2 separate regions of the Homo sapiens genome follow, and region 2 is linked to region 1. Evidence: chromatin contacts called from ENCODE Hi-C or POLR2A ChIA-PET data. All regions are on one chromosome and are shown on one strand. The core of a region is the stretch at or near the end of the contact, and the rest is flanking DNA. Distances in the headings are between cores, read along the strand shown.

What was found. Hi-C counts contacts between places; a loop is a spot of excess contacts on that map. ChIA-PET counts read pairs that join two places held with the same protein, here RNA polymerase II (POLR2A). Pooled maps may share reads with other maps.
Region 2: a pooled map shows a loop between it and region 1 (3-fold over the local background). The contact joins the enhancer-like site here to the promoter of ZNF414 in region 1. A Hi-C loop is called at or near these places in 1 of 50 pooled maps. POLR2A ChIA-PET finds 5 or more read pairs at or near these places in 4 of 52 experiments (WTC11, activated CD4-positive, alpha-beta T cell, activated naive CD4-positive, alpha-beta T cell and 1 more).

Annotation. Positions count from the first base shown.
Region 1 is chr19:8,510,491-8,517,021 of GRCh38, reverse strand. It overlaps ZNF414 (zinc finger protein 414), which reads left to right and starts at 2,855. Exons shown (of 8, transcript NM_001146175.2): 1 at 2,855-2,978; 2 at 3,681-3,993; 3 at 4,311-4,418; 4 at 4,530-4,635; 5 at 5,062-5,405; 6 at 5,486-5,536; 7 at 5,998-6,171; 8 at 6,258-6,531. The coding sequence starts at 2,976. The coding sequence ends at 6,331. RefSeq lists a silencer at 2,845-3,154 and an enhancer at 4,733-5,623.
Region 2 is chr19:8,667,611-8,674,141 of GRCh38, reverse strand. All of the region lies in intron 3 of NFILZ (NFIL3 like basic leucine zipper), which reads right to left. Among named protein-coding and RNA genes, the nearest start is that of ACTL9, 28 kb to the left of the region's middle. RefSeq lists an enhancer at 2,545-2,594. Within about 2 kb of position 3,046, at least 3 of the 41 ENCODE cell types and tissues checked have a DNase peak (open chromatin) inside an H3K27ac peak, as active enhancers do.

The sequences.
Region 1 (6,531 bases), core at 1,606-4,105:
TCAGCCTCCCAAGAAGCTGAGACTACAGGCATGTGCCACTATGCCCAGCTAATCTTTTTATTTTTGGTAGAGATGGCGTCCTGCTCTGTTGCCCAGGCTAGTCTCAAACCCCTGGCCTCAAGTGATCCTCCCACTTCAGCCTCCCAAAGTGCTGGGATTGCAGGCTTGAGACACCATGCCTGGACAGAAAAAAATAATAATAATTCAAAAAACACAAAAGTGAAAACTCAGTCTCTCTCCCACTCAAACATCCCTGTTCCTCTCCCCAGTTTTTAAATATCTCCTAAAGGTATTCTCTGCATATAAAAGCCCATAGGGGGCTGGATACAGTAGCTCACACCTGAAATCCCAACACTTCGGGAGGCTGAGGCAGATAGATCACTTGAGCCCAGGAGTTCTAGAACATCCTGGGCAATGTGACAAAACCCCATCTCTACAAAACATATAAAAACTAGCTGCGTGTGGTGGCACACACCTTTAGTACCAGCTACTAGGGAGGCTGAGGTAGGAGGATCACCTGAGCCCAGGGAGGTTGAGGCTGCAGTGAGCTGTGATCACATCACTGCACTCTAGCCTAAGCAACAGAGTGTGACTGTGTCTCAAAAAAACAAACAAAAAAGCCGGATGCAGTGGCTCATGCCTGTAATCCCAGTACTTTGTAAGCCCAAGGCAGGTGGATCTCTGAGGCCAAGAGTTCAAGACTAGCCTAGCCAACATGGCAAAACCCCGTCTCTACTAAAAATACAAAAAAAATTAGCTGAGCGTGGTGGCACAAGCCTGTAGTCCCAGCTACTTGGGAGGCTGAGGTACGAGAATTGCTTGAACCCAGGAGGCGGAGCTTGCAAGATCATGCCACTGCACTGCGGCCTGGGGGACAGAGTGAGACTCTGTCTCAAAAAAAAAAAAAAAAAGTGCATAGGTACAACTTGCTTTGCAGATGGAAATACACTGCACATAAAACCTACAATTGTGGCCAGGTGCAGTGGCTCATGCCTGTAATCCCAACACTTTGGGAGGCTGAGGCAGGCGGATCACCTGAGGTCGGGAGTTGAGACCAGCCTGACCAACATGGAGAAACCCCATCTCTACTGAAAATACAAAATTAGCCTGGCATGGTGGCACATGCCTGTAATCCCTGTTACTTGGGAGGCTGAGGCAGGAGAATCGCTTGAACCCAGGAGGCGGAGGTTGCAGTGAGCTGAGATCGCGCCACTGCACTCCAGCCTGGGTGCAGTGCAAGATGTCGTCCAAAAAAAACAAAACAAAACAAAAAAAACCCTACAGTTGCCTAGAACTCAACGAATACCTCTTGAATGGCAGCATGATGAGATCTAAGATGATCTCATCTTAGATGATATGGCAGCAGAGAGATCTAAGATGTTAGATCTACCTTACCGCCCTCTCAACAGCCCATCCTACTCCAAGTGACTGCCAGGAATCAGATGATGCGCCTCCCCCTGCTAAAAATTCATCAGTGGTTACAACATAAACCACACTCCTCTCTCTGCACCACTCCCATGGCCCTGCGTGACCTGCCGCGCACCATATTCGCTTTCTGACCTCCACACCCCGCCTCCACTCTGCTCCAGTGGTGCCCTGGCCACCTCGCTGCTCTTTGACCAAAATAAGCCCGTCCTGCCCCACTCCAGGACATCACCACCAGCTATCCGGTAGAGCCCCCTGCTCCTCGGGCTTTCCACCAGCTCACTCCTTGATCATCTGGAGACAGCTCCGAAGTCACCTCCTCAGAGTGGCTTCCCTGACCCATCACTTCGACATTTCATTGTTTCCTTCATTGCTCTGAATAGGACAAAAGATTGTTTTTGCACTTGTTGATTTACTATTTCCCCATTTTTATTTAACTTTTAGAGATGGGGGTCTCGCTTTTTCGACCAGGCAGGAGTGCAGTGGTGCCATCACGCTCACTGCAGCCTCGACGTCCCTGGCTCGAGCGATGCTGTTTCCCCATTTTAAAATGTGAGTGCAAGGGGAGGCGAGGTGGCTCACGCCTGCAATCCTAACATTTGGGAGGCCAAGGCGGGAGGATCGCTTGAGCCCAGGAGTTTGAGACCGGCCTGGGCAACACACAGAGAGACCCTGTCTCTAAAAAGAATTTAAAAATTAGCTGGGCATGGTGGCACACGCCAGTAATCCCAGCTACTCGGGAGGCTGAGATGGGAGGATCGCCTGAACCCAGGAGGTCAAGGCTGTAGCGAGCTATGATCGCATCACTGCACTCCAGCCTGGGCGACAGAGCAAGACCCTGTCTCAACACTATAAAAAATAAAGAACTGGCCGGGCGCGGTGGCTCACGCCTGTAATCCCAGTACTTTGGGAGGCCGAGGCGGGTGGATCACCTGAGGTCAGGAGGTGACGACCAGCCTGGACAACATGGTAAAACCCAGTCTCTACTAAAAATACAAAAAATTAGCCAGACGTGGTGGTGGGCGCCCGTAATCCCAGCCACTTGGGAGGCTGAGGCAGAAGAATCGCTTGAACCCAGGAGGCGGAGGTTGCAGTGAGCCGAGATCGCGCCATTAAACTCCAGCCTGAGCAACAAGAGCGAAACTCTGTCTCAAAAAAAAATAAAAAATATAAAGAAAGAACTGCTGTTTATCGCCTGTCCAGGGCTGATCTTGGGACAAGACTAGAGGGATGAAGGTGCCCACTTTGAAGACTAGGACAGCGAGGTCATCCCGGATCTCCGTGCACGGAGTCTGCTGAAGTGCGCGCTGACTGCCCGGGGATAGATAGCAAGATTGCACCAGCGTCCGACCTGAGCTCCAGGGTGACTCTGCCCTCAGGCCCCGCCCCCTCTCCGAGCGCCCTGCGCAGGCCCCGCCCCCAGTCTCGCGAGAGCTGAGAGGTGGAAAATGGCGCTGACGTGAGCGCGAACTCGCACTGCCCAGAGGGTGGCCGCCGCCTAAGCTGCAGCCGCCGGAGCCGCAGAAACAAGAGGCCGAGCCGTGTCGAAGATGGTGAGCGCGGCACCGGGGTCGCGGGCGCGGCGGAGCTGCGGGGACTGGCGGGGAGCGGCCCTGTCGCGCCTACAGCCTCCGGCCGACCCCGCCCCCACATCCGGGCACCCGTCCGCCGCTGGCTGTCACTCGGAGAGCGCCCTACTTCCGGGCCCGGCCCGGAATGGACCACGCCCGTCAGGCTAGGACTCCGCCCCTAAACTTCTTACATCCGGGCCCCCAGCACCTCCAAGATTGTCCACACTGCTCGAGGCCGGCCGGTCTCGGTCCTCAGACAATCCATGTCTAGCTCCTCTAGCATCTTCCCAGTCCATGCCTGCCCATAGCCCCGCCTCCGTAGCCTTGGCCCCGCCCACTCCCTCTAGGCCACGCTTGTGTGCATACTGGGGCTCCCACCTATCCTAGTTGAGGAGAGCAGATGTTTCTCCCGTATGCATAAGGAGCTCAATCCGGGCCAGTGCAGTGGCTGACGACTCTAATCCCAGCACTTTGGGAGGCTGAGGCAGGAGGATCACTTGAGACCAGGGGTTCAAGACCAGTGAGGGCAACATGGCGAGACCCCATCTTTATAAAAAGAAAAAAAGAGCTTAGTCCACCCTTACGTATTCCCCTATCCTCTCCTGCTGGTGATTCCTTAGGATGGGGGCCGACTGGGTTGACCCAGAGCCCAGAAGGGTTCTCTCCGCCTCTTCCTTCCACCAGGAGGAGAAACCCTCAGGGCCCATCCCAGACATGCTGGCCACTGCAGAGCCCAGCTCCAGTGAGACCGACAAGGAGGTGTTGTCCCCGGCTGTGCCAGCTGCAGCCCCTTCCTCCTCCATGTCGGAGGAGCCAGGCCCTGAGCAGGCAGCCACACCGCCAGTGTGGGAACGTGGAGGGGCTGGAGGGATGCAGCAGGGCTCCTCCCCAGCCCCAGACAGCTGCCAGCCTGGCCCCGGACCCAGCCCTGGCCTGACCAGCATAGTCTCCGGGACCAGCGAGGACCTGCGGCCTCCCAGACGACGCCCACCTCCAGGTGATCTGTGATGGGGTCTTCTGGGGAATCACAGTCCCTGAAACAATAGAAGCGAGACGTAGAGAATCTCTAACCTCAGGGCCTTTCTAGAGGGATGCCACTCATCATTTTACGGAGCAGCCGGTGGATGCCAGGCTGTGGCTCCAATGGTGAGCCTGGCCAGTCCAGCCCCTGCACTGTGGCAGACCAGTCTGTTGTGGTAGGCAGAGAGTAAAGGCCCCAGCACATCATATTTGCTTCTCTGGGGCAGAACCCTGGGGTCAGGGACAGCACTAGTGAGGAAGGGACCAGTGACCACTGTTCTGTGCGTCCTGCAGGGAAGCAAATCCCTTGCTCCAGCCCTGGCTGCTGCCTCAGTTTTCCCAGCGTCCGTGACCTGGCACAGCATCTGCGAACCCACTGCCCGCCCACACAGTCCCTGGAAGGTAGGGCCAGGACTGGTAATGGGGAGGCAGGTTAGGGTGGGAAACAGGCGGAGCCCCTCGGAGCCAGCCTTGGCCACCTGTCTCCACTTCTCTGTCCTTCATCCCTACCAGGCAAGCTCTTCCGCTGCTCAGCCCTGAGCTGCACCGAGACCTTCCCCAGCATGCAGGAGCTGGTGGCTCACAGCAAACTGCACTACAAACCCAATCGCTACTTCAAGTGAGACCCTGACCTCTTGAGCTCCGCCCTGCCCTAGCCTCACCCTATGTGTGGGCTCCAGGCCTTCCTCCCTTCCTGGTCAGGGTGTTGGAGGGCGGGACTTGATGTGGGTGGGCCTTTGGGGAAGCCCCGCCCTCAACTCCCTGGATGGGGCGGGGCATACGTGGGCGTGGCCCCACCCAGCCAGGCTTTACCTCCCAAGTGGAAAACCGGCCGCCTAACTTAAAATTGAGACTTCTTTCCGGGTTTCCCCAGGTTCCCACCCGAAGTGGTCAGGAAGGGTCGCTGCCACAGTTGTACAGGAGCGGGGAGGTGATTAGTGCCCAGGCTCCGTTCCCACGCTCGAAGGGCGGGTGGCATTGCACAGGACACTCTCCCTGGTGCCCCTGGAGGCCCAGCCCAGCCCAGCCCTCTGCCCACCTCCAGGTGTGAGAACTGCCTCCTGCGCTTCCGCACGCACCGCTCGCTCTTCAAGCACCTGCATGTTTGCGCGGAGCATGCGCAGAGCCCAGCCCCGCCGCCACCCCCGGCCCTGGACCGAGAGCCGCCCGCGCCGGAGCGCCCCCCGGAGGTTGACCCCGCATCAGCGCCGGGCCTGCCGTTCCCGCTGCTGGAACCCTTCACGACCCCCGCCCCTGCCCCCACCGGACCGTTCCTGCCCTACTTGAACCCTGCGCCCTTTGGCCTAAGCCCCCCGCGCCTGCGCCCCTTCCTGGCCGCTGCACCCGGGCCGCCGGCTTCCAGCGCCGCCGTCTGGAAAAAGAGCCAAGGTGAGTGTGGGGTCGGGGGCCTCCAGGAGGGCTGGCTGGGCTCGCCCTGACTCTGAACTTGACCCGCCCCTTTACCGCAGGTGCTGGCAGCAGCCCCCGAAGACCCCAGGGCGGCTCCGACGCGCCCTCAGGTGCGTGCAGGTGACCACCAGGGAGGGGTGGAGGGGCTTTCTTTCCTGCGCCCTGCGGGGTCTGGTGGATACCAGGAGGCAGCAGTGCTCATCCCCTTCCCAGGGGGCACAAATGCCACCGTCCCGAAATACAGGATTTTTGCCTTAAAAATGACTGGCACCTGCGCCTTCATCTGCGCCGGCGTTCCCGTATAAACCTTGCGCCCCTTTCACCGTTCACCTCGGAGCGGGCTTCTCCCCAACAGTGAATCTGGGGATGATAGTAGGGGACGCGGAGAAGCCAAGTTGGGTGCCCCCAACTCTAGGGGCAGACAGACCCGGGAGAAACTGAACTAGGCGCCCGGAAGCTGATGGGGGGCGGGAAAAAGTCCCACCCACCCTCGCCGGCGTCCTCCATCCTTGGCGCACGGGTCTTCTGGGCTGGGGGAGCCCGGGACTGACGGGGTCCCGCCTGCCCGCAGGGCACGCGGCCCCGAGCCGCATCGTGTGGGAGCACACACGCGGCCGCTACTCGTGCATGCAGTGCGCCTTCTCCACGGCCTCGCGGCCCGCCATGACCCTGCACCTGGAGGACCACCGCCCCGGCGCCCCCGCGGCCCCCGCGGCCGGGCCGCCGCGCCCCGACGCCCCCGCGGGTAAGGCCGAGGAATGCGCGGGTGGAGAGGGGGGCGGGGGCCCAAGGCGCTGAGGCTCAGGCGCCCCCCTCCTCTGCCCCACCCAGATCCGGCCCCGCTTGCACCCAAGGTGTCGCCGCTGCTGTCAGAGGGGGAGCTTCCAGTGTTCTCGCAGCTCTGAATCCCGCCGCTTTGGGGGTGGGCCATGGGATGTGGGTAGTTTTGTCATTTGGAGGGGGCTGCAGGGAAGGGGGGCTGGGGTGGACAATAAAGAAGGCGCCATGAGCCAGCCTATGCTGTGTTCCCATCCCTTGTCCATCCAAAGCATAGTGGGCTCGAGCCCAGCAGTCATGGATTGATCACATCTTGGGAGGACCACCT
Region 2 (6,531 bases), core at 1,797-4,296, 160 kb before region 1:
AAGGCCAAGCGCGGTGGCTCATTCCTGTAATCCCAGGACTTTTGGAGGCCGAGGCAGGCGGATCACAAGGTCAGGACAGCAAGACCATCCTGGCTAACACGGTGAAACCCTGTCTCTACTAAAAATACAAAAAATTAGCCAGGCATGAGGGCATGCACCTGTAGTCCCAGCTATTCAGGAGGCTGAGACAGGAGAATCACTTGAACCCGGGAGGCGGAGGTTGCAGTGAGCCAAGATTGCGCCACTGCACTCCAGCCTGGGCGACAGAGCAAGACTCCATCTCAATCAATCAATCAATCAATCAATGCCTTGTGGTGTTCTGCAGTCGCCCAAGTCAACAAGAACTCCTAGCTACTGGAAGGTCTCCAGCACTCATGCCCAGGACCACCTAGTCACAGAAGGGACTCCAGTGCCCATGCCCAGGAACTCCTCTGAGAATTTCTATTCATGGGAGGGACTCCAGTGCCCATGCCCAGGACCTCCTCTAAGAACTCCTAGTCACAGGAGGGTCTGCAGTGTCCATACCTGGGACCCCCTCTGAGAAATCCTGGTCACTGGGGAGACTCCAGAACCCAAGTCCAGGACCAACTCTGAAGCCGAAAGACATCTGGACCACCTCCCCACCTGTTGCCACTTGCTGTAGTGGTAGGCGGCTCCACACCTGCCCACATCACATGGGCTGGGGAAGCAGCTGCAGTTAGGTGAACCCTGGTCCACAGGTGCCAGACGGGACGCCCTGGGTTTGCAATTTCCTGCAGCTGTCTCTGAGCTTTGTTCCTGGTAGCCAGGCTAATAACATAACCTTGCTCAGGTGTCCAAGTTCACTGAGCCCTTATAGACACCTAGGGCTACCATACCCTCTGTCAGGAGCATATCATCCCCACTTACAGACCATGCAACTGAGGCTCAGGAAAAGTTAAGTGGCTGACCCAGGGACAGTCAGAGATTCCAAAAGTAAGCAGCATTCTTCTCCTAGCATGTGAGTACCGCCACCAACTCTGGCCCCAAAGCTGCCACTGACACCCCTCAAATCCTTCTCCCCTGGCCCCATTCATGCCACCTCCCACTAATCGCTCCTCCACAGTTGCATCCACCCCTCTCTCCAGTCCCCACAGCCCTGGTCCCCGCCCAAGCATTTTCTATCCCACCTGGGCCCCCACCAGCCTCCACCCTTGTCCCCCACAAACCCACCATGAGCCCAGAGGTAGCTTTTTGAAATTCCATTTATCCTTTGCTTAAAAGCCTCTGGGGTGTGCTTATGAAAGTATAAGCATCTTAGACTCCTAAAACCAGTGTTCATATGTTCCTCAATTCACCTCCACCCCAGGATCAGGAATGAAGGAGGAAGGCCCTGTAAAAGTATTTATTGGAATAAACTAATAAATATATGAATATTTTTTAAAATAAACTATTTAATGCATAAATATTTTTTGAATGAATGCCTGAATATTTTTGAATGAACTAATAAATGCATGGATTTTTGGCATGAACTAATAAATGCATGGATTTTTTTTGAATAAACTAATAAATGCATGGATTTTTTTGAATTAATAAATGCATGAATATTTTTTGGAATGAACTAATAAACACATGAATTTTTTAATGAACTAATAAATGTATGGATTTTGAATGAACAAATAAGTGCATGGATTTTTTTTGAATGAACTAATAAATGCATGGATTTTTTGAATGAACTAACAAATGCATGGATTATTTTGAATTAACTCATAAATGCATGAATATTTTTTGGAATGAACTAATAAACACATGAATTTTTTTAATGAACTAATAAATGTGTGGTTTTTTTGAATGAACAAATAAGTGCATGGATTTTTTTTGAATGAACTAATAAGTGCATGGATTTTTTTTGAATAAACTAATAAATGCCTGGATTATTTTGCATGAACTAATAAATGCATGGATTTTTTTGAATGAACTAATAAATGCATGACTATTTTTTAGAATGAACTAATAAATGCATGGATTTTTTGAATGAACTAACAAATGCATGAATATCTTTTTGGAATGAACTAATAAATGCATGGATATTTGAATAAATTAAAATTGAGTGAAGCGTGGGTAAATGAATGAATGAATGAGCAGATGAAGGAATACTCAAAAGGGCAGAACCCATAACAGTGAGGTGCAGTGAGCCTGAATGGGTCCTCTCTCCCCACAAAGGGCTGGGCCTGGGTCTTCCACTGCCCAGACAGCTCACCTGAGCCCCAGACAAGACCCCAGACAAGCCCTCACTTGGGGTCCCCCACTAGCCACAGAATTCCCCTGCCACATTCCTGGCCCTGTCTTGGGGGGACATCAGAGGGGGTCCCAACAACCATTCCAACTTCAACGGATGTTGACCAGAGCCCAGGAATTGATGAACATCTGTGTAGAGGTCCACGGCACATCCCGGAGCTCTGGGGCCAGCATCTAGAAAGTACCACCTTGGCTCTAGGAGAGAAGACAGAAGTGGTAGGCAAGCTCCGAGATGAACACAGCTGGGCTGGAAAGGAAGAGGAACACAGCCCAGGGGTCCCCAAGAGCCACACCAGAATCAGCAATGCCCAAGGAAGAGAAGTGAGTGTGGGCTGGTAGTCACATAAAGAAAGGACAGGCCAGAGTGACTCTGAGCAGTCAGCTCTCAGGCCACACCACTGAGATAGAGGAAAATTTGTTATCACTGTGGTCTGAGTCCTTCCCGTCTGTGGCTTGGCCTGAACCCCCCTAACCACCGCCCCCTACACCTCCACAGGAACCCAGAGGGAGATGGGGCAGCAGATAGTTCTGCTGCCCGAGTTTATTTAAAGAAAACACAGTAAGAGCTGGGCTGGGCCTTCCTGTGGTCGCAGAGGAAGTGCTAACGGAGGGTGGCGAGACAGGCAGCACTCCTTGCAGTGGCCGGAGGGGGATGAAGAAACAGGAAAAGGGTCTCTCTCAGAGATGGCCCCATCGCAGGCCAGCCCCACCCCAGCCAAGCAGCCTCCGCAGCTGCCTTGACCAGTGACATCAAAGCTCTGTTTGGTCCTCTTCTGTAACAGGGAGCTCATCCCCTCTAAAGTCACTAGAGAGAATGTTCTGCCACACCATGTGGCCTGCTCATGTGTTCAAGAGGTTCCCATGTCTGGAAATCTTTTTTTTTTTTTTTTTTTGAGACAGTCTCACTCTGTCACCCAGGCTGGAGTGCAGTGGTGCAATCTCAGCTCACTGCAACCTCCGCCTCCCAGGTTCAAGCCATTCTCCTGCCTCAGCCTCCCGAGTAGCTGGGATTACAGATGCTTGCCACCACGCCTGACTAATTTTTGTATTTTTAGTACAGACGGGGTTTTGCCATGTTGGCCACGCTGGTCTCAAACTACTGACCTCAGGTGATCCACCTGCCTCAGCCTCCCAAAGTGCTGGGATTACAGGCATGAGCCAGAGCGCCTGGCCATGTCTGGAAATCTTGACTGAGCTCAGAAAACAAACAGTAAAAGCCTTGCAGGATTCTATAGTCACCCAACCCAGCAAGAACTCCTAGTCACTGGAAGGTCTCCGGCATCCACCCCTTTGGGAAAGAGAGGATCCAATCAGACTGTATTCCAGTCTCATGGCGCCTGCCTTTTGAGTATTATTTCATCTGCTCATTCATTCATTCACTCACTCACATTTCACTCATTCTTTAATTTATTCAACTATTCATGCATTTATTGGTTCATTCCCAAAATATTCATACGTTTAATGGTTTATTCTAAAAAATATGGGGCCAGGTGCAATGGCTCACACCCATAATCCCAACACTTTGGGAGGCCAAGGTAGGTGGATCACTTGAGCCTAGGAGTTCAAGACCAGCCTGGGCAACATGATGAAACCATGTCTCTACAAAAAATACAAAAATTAGCCATGTGTGGTGGTTTCTACCTGTAGTCCCAGCTACCCAGGAGGCTGAAGTGGGAGAATCATCTGATCCCAGGAAGTCAAGGCTGCAGTGAGCTGTGATGTACCACTGCACTCCAGCCTGGGCATCAGAGTGAGACCCTGCCTCAAAAAAAAAAAAAAAGTCACCTGTCAGATTAGGTGAGCTCTCATGGTCCAAAAAGTTTTCCTGGAGTAGAGCTAGAAGCCACCTTTGCTGGACCCATCCCTGCTAGAATTCATTCTTTCCTTAACATCCGTGGAGAATCTCCCCTTCCTCTGGACCCTAGAACCCTTTGGGGATTTGAGGAATTGACACTGACATTTCCCTATTCCCACAACAGCCTGCTCTCCTCCAGGGAAAACAATTCTTGTGTATTGAGCACCTACTGTATGCCAGGTACATGGAACATCTCACTTTTCACTCACCACTACCCAGAGAGGAAAGTAAAGCACGGCTATCATCCTGATTTGACAGATCAGGAAAGCAAAGCTCTGAGAGGTCAAGTGACCTGCCTGAGGTCGCACAGCCAGAATCCAGGTACAATGGGATCCAGTACCCAAACCCTTCCTAATGCACCAGGTTAAATGTCCCCAGATACTTCCACTTGTTTCAGTGAGGACACAGTTTTGAGTTTGCATAGCACCTCTGAAGGGTAGAGGTTGGTTTCCACAGAGGAACAAAAGGGTCAAGAAACCACACAGTTAACAATACGGCAAGGCTGAGATTAGTATCCATGCTGTCAGGATGCAATGAAATAGGCAGGATTAAGAACACCTGCTTTAACTGGGTTCAAATTTTCCTCCCTAGCTAAGTGTGCCTGGGCAAGTCAGGTCACCTCTATGAGCTTCCAATGTCTCATCTGCAAAAGGGGAATAATAGCAGTACCTACCTCATTGGTTGTATAAGGAATAAATAAGGTAAGATGTGTTAAGAGCTGGTACCTGATAATAATAAATAACCCACATAGCTATTTTTCATTTATTGTTGTTAGAATCCTCTCTTGGCCAGGCTTGGTGGTTCATGCTTGTAATCCCAGCACTTTGGGAGGCCAAGGTGGGCAGATCACCTGAAGTGGGAAGTTCGAGACCAGCCTGGCCAACATGGCGAAACCCTGTCTCTACTAAAAAATACAAAAATTAGCCGGGCATGGTAGTGCACGCCTGTAGTCCCAGCTACTCGGGAGACTGAGGCAGGAGAATCACTTGAGCCTGGAGATGGAGGTTGCAGTGAGCCGAGATTGCACCACTGCACTCCAGTCTGGGTGACAGAGTGAGACTCTGTCTCAAAAAATAAAAGAATCCTCTCCCACTGGACTTCTCCGGCCACACTCTGTACTATCTGTGTTGAAAATGTCTCTGAGAACCTTCGGACATCACCCAACACAACTGTATCTGTTTACAGATGGTAAATTGACTATCCACTCGAGACCAAATACACACCAAAACCTCCCCATTCCTCCCAGACACTGAGAAATGGTGGGAAAATGCTAACTTGAACCAGAGACCAAAGCAGAGATGCCCAATGACAAGGATAAAAGTCTCCCACGCATGGAAGTGCAGAGTCCCCTAATATATAAGGTCAAAAGCATGCACGTGCAGAAGGCCCAGACCAAGGAGAAATAACCTAAAGAAGATAATGAATCTGTGGCCACTTCAAGAAATTCCCACAAACTCCCCAACTAGAAGATATTACATCTGAGGAAATAGAGAATATCAGTTTAATCTTGAAAGAGCTGTACAATGAATATGTTAGGTGACTCAGAAAGATAAAGGAAGGAATGACAACTGTCAAACAAGAACAGGAGGTTATGAAAGAAAAACATGTAGATATAAAAAGAACCAGTTAGAGCTCAGATATGAAAAGTATACCATCATTCCTCTGTATCCTCGGGTTCCATATCCATGGATTCAACCAACCACAGATTGAAAATACAGTATTTGAAAAAAATAACAAGACAACAATAAAAATAATGCAAATTTAAAATTATATATGTATATGCCGGGCACAGTCGCTCAGGCCTATAATCTCAGCACTTTGGGAGGCCAAGGCAGGCAGATCACTTGAGGCCAGGAGCTGGAGACCAGCCTAGCCAACATGGTGAAACCCTGTCTCTACTAAAAATACAAAAATTAGCTGGGTACGGTGGCACATGCCTGTAATCCCGGCTACTGGAGAGGCTGAAGCATGAGAATCACTTGAGCCTGGGAGGTGGAGGCTGAAGTAAGTCTCCACTGTCACTGCACTCCAGCCTGGGTGACAGAGCAAGACTCTGTCTCAAAAAATAAATAAATAAATAAAAATAAAATAAAAAATACATATATAGTATAACAACTATTTACATAGCATTTATATTGTATTAGTTATCATAAGTAATGTAGAGATGATTTAAAGTATATGGGAGGGCAGGGCACTGTGGCTCACGCCTATAATCCCAGTACTTTGGGAGGCCGAGGTTGGGGGATCACTTGAGGTCAGGAGTTCGAGACCAGACTGGCCAACATGGTGAAACCTCGTCTGTACTAAAAATACAAAAATTAGCCGGGTAGTGGTGGACACCTGTAATCCCAGCTACTTGGGAGGCTGAGGCAGGAGAATCACTTGAACCCGAGAGGCGGAGGTTGCAGTGAGCCGAGATC